Linked DNA regions of Homo sapiens: region 1 is linked to region 2. Evidence: read pairs that join two places in POLR2A ChIA-PET (ENCODE). Cell type or tissue: OCI-LY7. All regions are shown on one strand. Links, peaks and the distances in the headings refer to the core of each region. The heading gives the core; the rest is flanking DNA. Region 1 has its middle 8.1 kb from the start of TRV-TAC3-1. Region 2 overlaps TASOR2 (transcription activation suppressor family member 2).

Region 1 (4,395 bases), core at 254-4,253, 130 kb before region 2:
AGATCAGCCTGGGCAACACAATGAGACCCTGTCTCTACAAAAAATTTTTAAATTAGGCCAGGTGTGGTGGCTCACACCTGTAATCCCAGCACTTTGGGAGGCTGAGGTGGGGGGATCACCTGAGGTCAGGAGTTCGAGACCAGTCTGGCCAAAATGGTGAAACCCTGTCTCTACTAAAAATACAAAAATTAGCTGGGCATGGTGGTGTGCGCCTGTAATCCCAACTACTCGGGAGGCTGAGGCAGGAGAATTGCTTGAACCTGGGAGGCAGAGGTTGCAGTGAGCCAAGATCACACCATTGCACTCCAGCCTGGGTGACAGAGCAACACCCCGTTTCAAAAAAAAAAAAAAATTTGCCAGGCATGGTGGTGCGTGCTTGTAGTCCCAGCTACTCAGGAGGCTAAGGAGGGAGGATTGCCTGAGCCCAGGAAGTCAAGGCTGCAGTGAGCTGAGATTGTGCCACTGCATTCCAGCCTGGGGCGACAGGAGTGAGAACCTGTATCCAAAAAATAATAATAAATAAATAAATCACAGCCCAGGTGGATTAGCCCCTTACCTTCAATCTTCTTGCTTGTAAAAAGGTCACAATACCTACCTTGCCATGTGGCTGTGAGAGGAAAGCCTGGCACACACAGAAGGTACATGATGACAAGTTGTTACTGTAGTATTATTTTGTTTGTAATCTGTCATTAAAGGTAATTCCGTGGCTTTCTGGGGAGTCCTGGTTTACCCAATAGGAACATGGAGCCATAGTATCAGATTGTTTTATATCTTAGATTTAAGACCTAGGCCGGGCGAGGTGGCTCATGGCTGTAATCCCAGCACTTTGGGAGGCCAAGGTGAGTGGATCACCTGAGGTCAGGAGTTCAAGACTGGCCTGGCCAAAATGGCGAAACCCTGTCCCTACTAAAAATACAAAAATTAGCCAGATGCGGTGGCATGTGCCTATAGTCCCAACTACTCAGGAGTCTGAGGCAGGAGGATTGCTTAAAGGCCAGAAGCGGAGGTTCCAGTGAGCCAAGATTGCGCCACTACACTCCAGCTTGATGACAAAGTGAGACTCCATCTCAAAAAAAAAAAAAAAAAAAAAAGATTTAAGAGCTAAAACCATCCAATGCAGTTGAGGCTCAGCAAAGCTCAGCAACTTGTCTGAGATCACATAGATGAGGGTCCTAAAATACACCTGGCCCCCTGCCCTCTTAGTAAACAGAGCGTCACCTTCTCCAAATGTCCACACTGTTACCTGGACCATTTCCACATAAAGAGATCAGGCTGTGTTTGCAAAGCTTCCTTCAAAGAGTTGGGAAATTTTCTTTCTGTCTCTTAAATATCAGTGACGATTATGCCTAGGCTGGAATTTTAACTTCCCATTCCAGTTTCCTGAATATAGTACAGTGAAAGAAAAGTCTAGAAATTTACTGACCTTTTCTCATTGGCTTGACACCATGCTTGACTTCTCAGTGGGGCTGAATTTCCCCTCCGGGGTCTGACTCACATTTTCCAGCACACAAAGCAACCCGTTCAATAATAACCAGACACTTTTACTGTTCAGATATCAATCTGGACCAAAAGTGGGTTGCTAATGACAATGAACAATCCACCAGCAAGGACCACACTTCCCCCCTGCTTTGTTTTTCAGTTTTCAACTTGGTTTCATTTTGCCATGACAAAAGAACTTGCTGGCCAGACACGGTGGCTCACACCTGTAATCCCAGCACTTTGGGAGGCTGAGGCGAGCAGATCGCTTGAGCCCAGGAGTTCAAGACCAGCCTACACAACATGGCGAAACTCTGTCTGTGCAAAAAATACAAAAATTAGCCAGGCGTGTGGGGCTTGCCTGTAGTTCCATCTACTTGGGAGGCTGAGGTGGGAGGATTGCTTGAGCCCAGGAGGTGGAGGTTGCACTGAGCTGATACTGTGTCACTACACTCTAGCCCAAGTGACAGAGCACGACCCTGTCTAAAAAAAAAAAAAAGAGGCCAGGTGTGGTGGCTCATGCCTGTAATCCCAGCAGTTTGGGAGGCGGAGACAGGTGGATCACCTGAGGTCAGGAGTTCTAGACCAGCCTGGCCAACATGGTGAAACCCTGTCTCTACTAAAAATACAAAAATTAGCCAGGCATGGTGATGGGTGCCTGTAATCCCTGCTACTCAGGAGGCTGAGGCAGGAGAATCACTTGAACCCGGGAGACGGAGGTTGCAGTGAGCTGAGATCGCGCCATTGCACTCCAGTCTGGGCCACAGAGCGAGACTCCATTAAAGAAAAAAAAAAAAAAAAAGAACTAGTCTGGGTGAGGTGGCTCACACCTATAATCCCAACACTTTGGGAGGCCGAGGTGGGCGGATGGCCTGAGCTCAGGAGTTCAAGACCAGCCTGGACAACATGGTGTAACCCCATCTCTATCAAAAATACAAAAATTAGCCTGGCATGGTGGCACACACCTGTAGTCCCGGCTACTCAGAAGGCTGAGATGGGAGAATTGCCTGAACCTGGGAGGCAAACATTGCAGTGAGCCGAGATCACACCAGTGCACTCCAGACTCGGTGACAGAGCGAGACTCTGTCTCAAAAAAAAAAAAAAAAGATCTTACTAAGGAGGCTGAAATGGCAGTGAGCCAGCAGCAGGCCCTGAGCTCACGTGACTATAAATTGGCCATGGCCAGCTCCGCACTGCCTGGGTTAATTTATCTTTACCGTGTTTTTCCAAGTGACAGGAGTGGTCAGGGAGAGAGAAGCAACTGACAGTAACATTAATTCACCCATCAGATGTCCCCAGCTTTGTGACCTATTGCAACAACCTCGGCCAATTTATTTTGTTGGCTTTTCCCATCTGCCAGCATCCAAAAATGAGACAAGCTGAAATAAAAACTCTTCCCAGGCCTTAGGGGTAAATAATAATTTCCTCTTTTCACCCAAAGACGAAGTGGTCCACTTCGCAGGCAAATCATTTTGCAGGCTTTCGGAGATGGCTTTCAACGTGTTTCACCCACAAACATCTGGAACCAGCTCTTCTTTACAAGTTATTTTCAGCAAGCAGCAAAATGCCATTCTGTAGTGTAGGAATTTCCACCAGGCACGTTTCAGGCTGCCTGTGTCGCCGTAGGGCAAATGACTACACAGATTGTCCTCCTGGACAGATTGGCAAGGAAAGATCTTCGATGATATGTTATATAACAAATGAAATGCCTATTCCTATAGTAAGGCTCAAAAAAACCTTTGATCAAAATTAGACCAGGTGTATGATTTTTCTTTTTTGGGACAGTGTCTCACTCTGTTGACCAGGCTGGAGTTCAGTGGTGCAATTACAGCTCACTGCATCCTCGACTTCTGGGGCTCAAGCAATACACCTGCTTCAGCCTCCTTAGTAGCTGGAACTACAGGTGCATGCCACTGTACGTGGCTAATTTTTTTGATTTTTAGTAGAGACGGGGTTTCCGTGTGTTGCCCAGGACAGTCTTGAACTCCTGAGCTCACTGAATCCTCCCGCCTCAGCCTTCCAAAGTGTGGGGATTACAGGCATGAGCCACTGTGCCTGGTTTCAGGTTTATGATTTGGAGTATGTATTTAGAGCAAATATTGTAAAAGGTGATCCCTCAAGAAAAAAGGAAATCATAGTCTCTTTGTTTGCTTCTGTCTCCAAAGAGGGAAGAGCAAAAGTCCTCAGCGATGTGGCTCCTTTGGACCAAGCTTCGTGGAAGATGAGAAGATCATTAGAAACCACCGACCTGAAAATGGGGGTTTCCTAGGACAATCAAGACTCACATTTGACTTTTTTTTTTTAAGATATGAGAGCTTCTTATTTTATCTCCTCTGAAATTAGTCACTAGTCTTTCTGACTACCAAACACAGCTAAACTGTATGTGCATATATATATATATATATATGGCTTCTGTCCCCCTACACAGAAAGGAGAGAAGAGAGAAGGAGAGAAGGAAATTATTACTTATGCAGGTGAAAGTAGTCAGCTGGGAGATTTCACATTTTCACTTAGCAGAGAGCGGGGAGGAGCTATTTTGATAGTACAGCTTCTCTTTCCATGGTGAAAGATAGATAACTTCTTCAAAGCTAAAACAAAGCTAAATACAGTTCTGGTTTAAAATTTAATATATGTAAGGCTCAACTTTATCACAAGTTCCAAGACTTAGATTTTAAAATAAAACTACCCAAAAAAGATAGCTAAAATAAGTGACTTACAGTTTTTTGTTTTGTTTTGTTTTGTTTGAGACAGAGTCTCCCTCTGTTGCCCAGGCTGGAGTGCAGTGGTGCGATCTTGGCTAACTGCAGCCTCCGCCTCCTGGGTTCAAGCAATTCTCCCGCCTCGGCCTCTTGAGTAGCTGAGACTACAGGCACGCACCGCCATACCCGGCCAATTCTTTTGTATTTTTAGTAGAGAGGG
Region 2 (4,395 bases), core at 286-4,285:
ATACATGTAACAGCTATTCTAACATTTTTCTAAGAAAATCATGTTAAAATTTGAAAATCAGATACTGCAAATGTTAATAAAAATAATACGATTAAGTGGCTATAATCTGCTATATTTGCTATCAGGCAAATCTGATTTATTTCTTGGGGAAGGTCAAATTTCTAGTATCTAATAGTTTAATTTATCCCAAGAGGTCATTTTCCCATTAATAAATTAGAATTTAGGTTTACTATGTCATACCCTGTGTGCTATACATTTACCCAAATATACCCTCATCTAAAATCAAGAACAGTTGCTGTATTTTACACCAATGCCACCCTTGAAATGAGGTGAGGAAAAAAAACCCCAAAACTTGTAATATAAGCATTAGTAAAGGACATAACATTTAATACTTACAGCTGTGTTGGAATCATTGCACCGTAAGTGGACCAAAGAGCTATATCACATAGCATACGGTCTTGAACAATTAATTTCCCTTTCCATGGAGACATGAGAACTGAAGAAATGAAGGTAAAAAAGAAACTGATTATTTATGATGAAACATTTACTCAAGAAAAAAAAAACCTAAAAGAATCAATGAACTATTTCTTACCATTTTCACTGCGTTCAAGTCTAGCAGAAAAAGAAAGAAAAAGAACATGTTTACAAGAGTAAAAGGAACAAATTCAGTAAAACAAAGCATGCACATAATTACTTACATGCTTTTATGAGCTGGTGGTGCCATAGTTTTAGATTCCCTGTATCGAAAAGCTACAATTACATAAGGACAGATCTGTCTGGGTCGTTCAATAACGGTGTTGCCTGAAAGTTCGTAAAAGTAATACTGAAAGAGGAAAAATAAGTATTATCAGGGTAGCACTATGGAACTGCATATGTACCAAGTTTTTCTCAACCCCACCGAGCCCTGAAATTTAACACATTAGAGTCAGAAATATATCTTGGGTGTTACTCATTCACAGGTAACTATACCTGACTCAGTTCAAAGGCACGAAAATGACTCGTCTTGTTAGAAACCTTGTTAGTATTTTCAGACACGTGGCAATCATAGCCAGAAGATGGCTTAGTATAGTTAGTTGTATAATTCTCAGACACAAACTTGACTTTTCCCTAGAATGAAAATATTAAAACTAATCAGATGCCTTCGAATAGCAATAACCTTTACTCTAGGATTCATTTAGAAGTAGTCTAACAAGGATGCAGATATGTGTCCCCTAACAGTAACTGTATTAAGAACTATACTTCTTAGAAAAACAATTATCTTAAGGCCAAAAATAGTTTTGATTATCCATGAACCCTTAAAAATGGACTCAAAAATTTTGGACATTTGGGCGTCTGAGACAAATATCCATAGTTTTTATCACAATATCAAAGAAATATACGAATCACCCTAAATTTAAGAGAGCCATTTCCTTAAAAGAAAAACTATAGCCCACCATCTTTTATGTTACGGTCACTGAATGGCTCTTTGGTGACTGTAATGTAAAAGAGGACAAAATCTAAAATTTCAAAAGATGAGTTTCCAATCTGAACTATGATCAGTTGTAAATTATAAACTGAGATACTTCTATTATGACAGGGCCCAGCAAGTTAACAAGGAGCAAATATGTAGCAAAGTTCTTAGCAGGCAGCTGGTCCTGGTTGCTGAACAGTCAGCAGTATTTTCCATTACAGAGTTCTCTCCATCAAGGGTTACATGTCTCTCCAAAAAAAAAGAAAAAAGCAAGCAGCTGGGCACAGTGGCTCACAACTGTAACCCAGCACTTTGGGAGGCCGAGGCGGGCAGATCATGAGATCAAGAGATCAAGACCATCCTGGCCAACATGGTGAAACCCTGCCTTTACTAAAAATACAAAAAAATTAGCTGGGTGTGGTAGCGCGCGCCTGTAGTCCCAGCCACTTGGGAGGCTGAGGTAGGAAAATTGCTTGAACCCGGGAGGTGGAGGTTGCAGTGAGCTGAGATTGTGTCACTACACTCCAGCCTGGCAACAGAGCAAGACTCTGTCTCAAAAAACAAACAAACAAAAAAATAAAAAGCAAGTAAGCCAAGTTTACCATTATGATGAAATATGCAATGATTTTAAAAGCTGTTTTGAATAATACAATGACATAAGACAATGTTCACAAGATGTTATTAACTTATATCAAAATGGGATATGGGACTATAGGCAATTTTAATTTTTATAAGAAGAATATAGTTACTTTTTAAAAAAGAAGATGTTTTGTTGTTGTTTAAGTCCTGCCTCTTCATTTACAGACCCACCAAAGGCCAAACCACCAAGCCAAAAAATGTAAATAGTACTTATCAGTAACCAATCATCTCTACCATCTCCTCATCAAACATTTTATGGTTCTGGGTGCGGCTCGATTTTGTGAAATAAAATGAAGATTGAGAGCACAGAGGCCAAAACAGCAATCTCCAGCTAGTGGCAAGAAATCAAGGCTGAGGCATAATCTAAGTAAAAAACGAAATGCTTATTATCTGCATTAGTAGGCATACTTTCTGCAGCACTCATCGCAGAGCAAGAAAAGAAAGATTAAGGGAGGAAAACTAGTGATTGTACCTCAAAGCAATGTTACTCCCCCACCACTTTTTTTTTTTTTTTTTGAGACAGAGTTTTTTGTTCTTGTTACCCAGGATGGAGTGCAGTGGCGTGATCTTGGCTCACTGCAACCTCCGCCTTCCAGGTTCAAGTGATTCTCCTGCCTCAGCCTCCCAAGTAGCTGGGATTACAGGCACCCGCCACCACGTCAGGCTAATTTTTTTATACTTTTAGTATAAAAAGTGGAGACAGGGTTTCGCCATGTTGGCTAGGCTGGTCTCAAACTCCTGACCTCAGGTGATCCACCCGCCTCGGCCTCCCAAAGTGCTGGGATTACAGGCATGAGCCACAGAGCCTGGCCTCTCCCTCCGCTTTTTTGAGAACAAACTTTACAATATTAAGAATTCACAGGCTCTTGTTTTTTTTTTTTTTTTAATTAAAGGTCATTTAGTGCTAGGCTGATAACCAAAGAATTTAAGATAGTAACAAAGCTAAAAAAAAAAACAATAAAACGAGACCACAGAAATGTCCTCAAGAAGCCCAATCACATCTAAAATCAGTTTCCCTTCTGTTTGGGTGAAAATTCTAATTGCACGATTCACTTAACAGTACCATTTAGGACATTTAAGGATTTGTGGCATCATCAGTTCTAGGTAGCACATGAAGCTGTGAAGCTGGATGTCTTATGGAGAAAGAAAATAAAGATTCTATTGACCATTTAAATTAGACAATGAATGTTGTTTTCTAAATTCATCTTTTATAAGTGTAATCACATCACCTTATAAGCAGCTACTTGTTTTCTCTTATTTCATATTTAAAAAGTAGCTCTGACAGGTGAGAGGAAGATTTTTCCCTGCATACCCTTTTATTATTTTTGAAGTTAAAAAAAAGTTTACAATCTAGTAAATGAATCAAAGTTTTCTTTTTAAAGAAAAGGAAAAATAGTTTTGCTTTTCCTGAATTTGGATAGCTAACTTTGGTGAGAACTATGTTCAACTAATATCTACAGAGAATATCAAAGGTAGATAACCTTAAACTTTAAAAGGAAATCACGTAACAGCACATTTAAGCTTTACCTTAATTATATTAAAAATTACAACATAACCAGATTTCCCATGATACCATGGTCTTGAATGAAGACAGTCGGAGTATTTGGAAATGTATACACCTGTAAAAGTATAAAATATAGATTAAGCAGCAGATTGCCCATCAGACAGGAGAAAGTAGAAGCAAGAAGACCAATTAGAAAGAAAGCTACTGTGATAGTTGAGACAGGAGAGGAGGATTCCAACAAGGCAGCAGCAGTGAAAAACGAGGAAGAAAGGACAGGCTTCAGGGCTATTCCTCAACTGAGGCAACTCTTTCGAAACATAAGAGACAATGAGTGAGAAAACTGATACAGTGGAAGAGAGCGCTAATTCTGTGGTCAGAAGCTTGGGTTCCAGGTAAGAATAAGTCACTCAGGTAGGGAGGGTGGGCCTGGGTCACAGACACAAAGACCACAGGGTGCTCATGAAGATATAAAAGATCAATAAGCTTTAAAAACTATTATTAATTGAAAGTATTATTATACACAAAATTATCCAGTTCTAGTCAAGCCAAAAATTACAAAAGACATACAAGTAGTAGTGTTAATTTTACTATCAACCCCAGTGTATGTGTTTTTGAAGAATGTGTATTTGTCAGGAAAAATCCAGTTTCTACTTCCACCACTCTACTGAAGCCAGCCTCTCAAACATCAGCAATGAAATCGTAAGATTGTAGCAATGTAGGAAAACGTCTTTTTTTTTTTTTTTTTTGAGATGTAAGCTGCAGTGGTTATTTGTAATTTACTTTCAGATTCTCCAGAAAAAAA

Evidence for each region. Peaks named below come from ENCODE experiments on the same cell type or tissue, not always from the same donor. Only the 100,000 strongest peaks of a DNase experiment are listed, where the experiment ranks them.
Region 1: POLR2A ChIA-PET joins it to region 2 with 12 read pairs; 8 of 35 experiments call an interaction of 5 or more read pairs at or near these places.

Annotation. Positions count from the first base shown.
Region 1 is chr10:5,843,475-5,847,869 of GRCh38, reverse strand. No RefSeq gene overlaps it. Among named protein-coding and RNA genes, the nearest start is that of TRV-TAC3-1, 8.1 kb to the left of the region's middle. RefSeq lists enhancers at 1,667-1,766, 1,917-1,966, 3,581-3,880. In OCI-LY7, for the core only: no CTCF peak of the experiment used is centred there; DNase peaks (open chromatin) are centred at 2,619, 2,939, 3,349, 3,979 and 2 weaker places; H3K4me3 peaks cover 2,707 bases; H3K27ac peaks cover 3,671 bases.
Region 2 is chr10:5,716,972-5,721,366 of GRCh38, reverse strand. It overlaps TASOR2 (transcription activation suppressor family member 2), which reads right to left. Exons shown (of 22, transcript NM_001321783.2): 4 at 3,617-3,708; 5 at 699-823; 6 at 593-612; 7 at 397-496. The coding sequence starts at 724. Among named protein-coding and RNA genes, the nearest start is that of TASOR2, 34 kb to the right of the region's middle. In OCI-LY7, for the core only: no CTCF peak of the experiment used is centred there; no DNase peak of the experiment used is centred there; H3K27ac peaks cover 543 bases.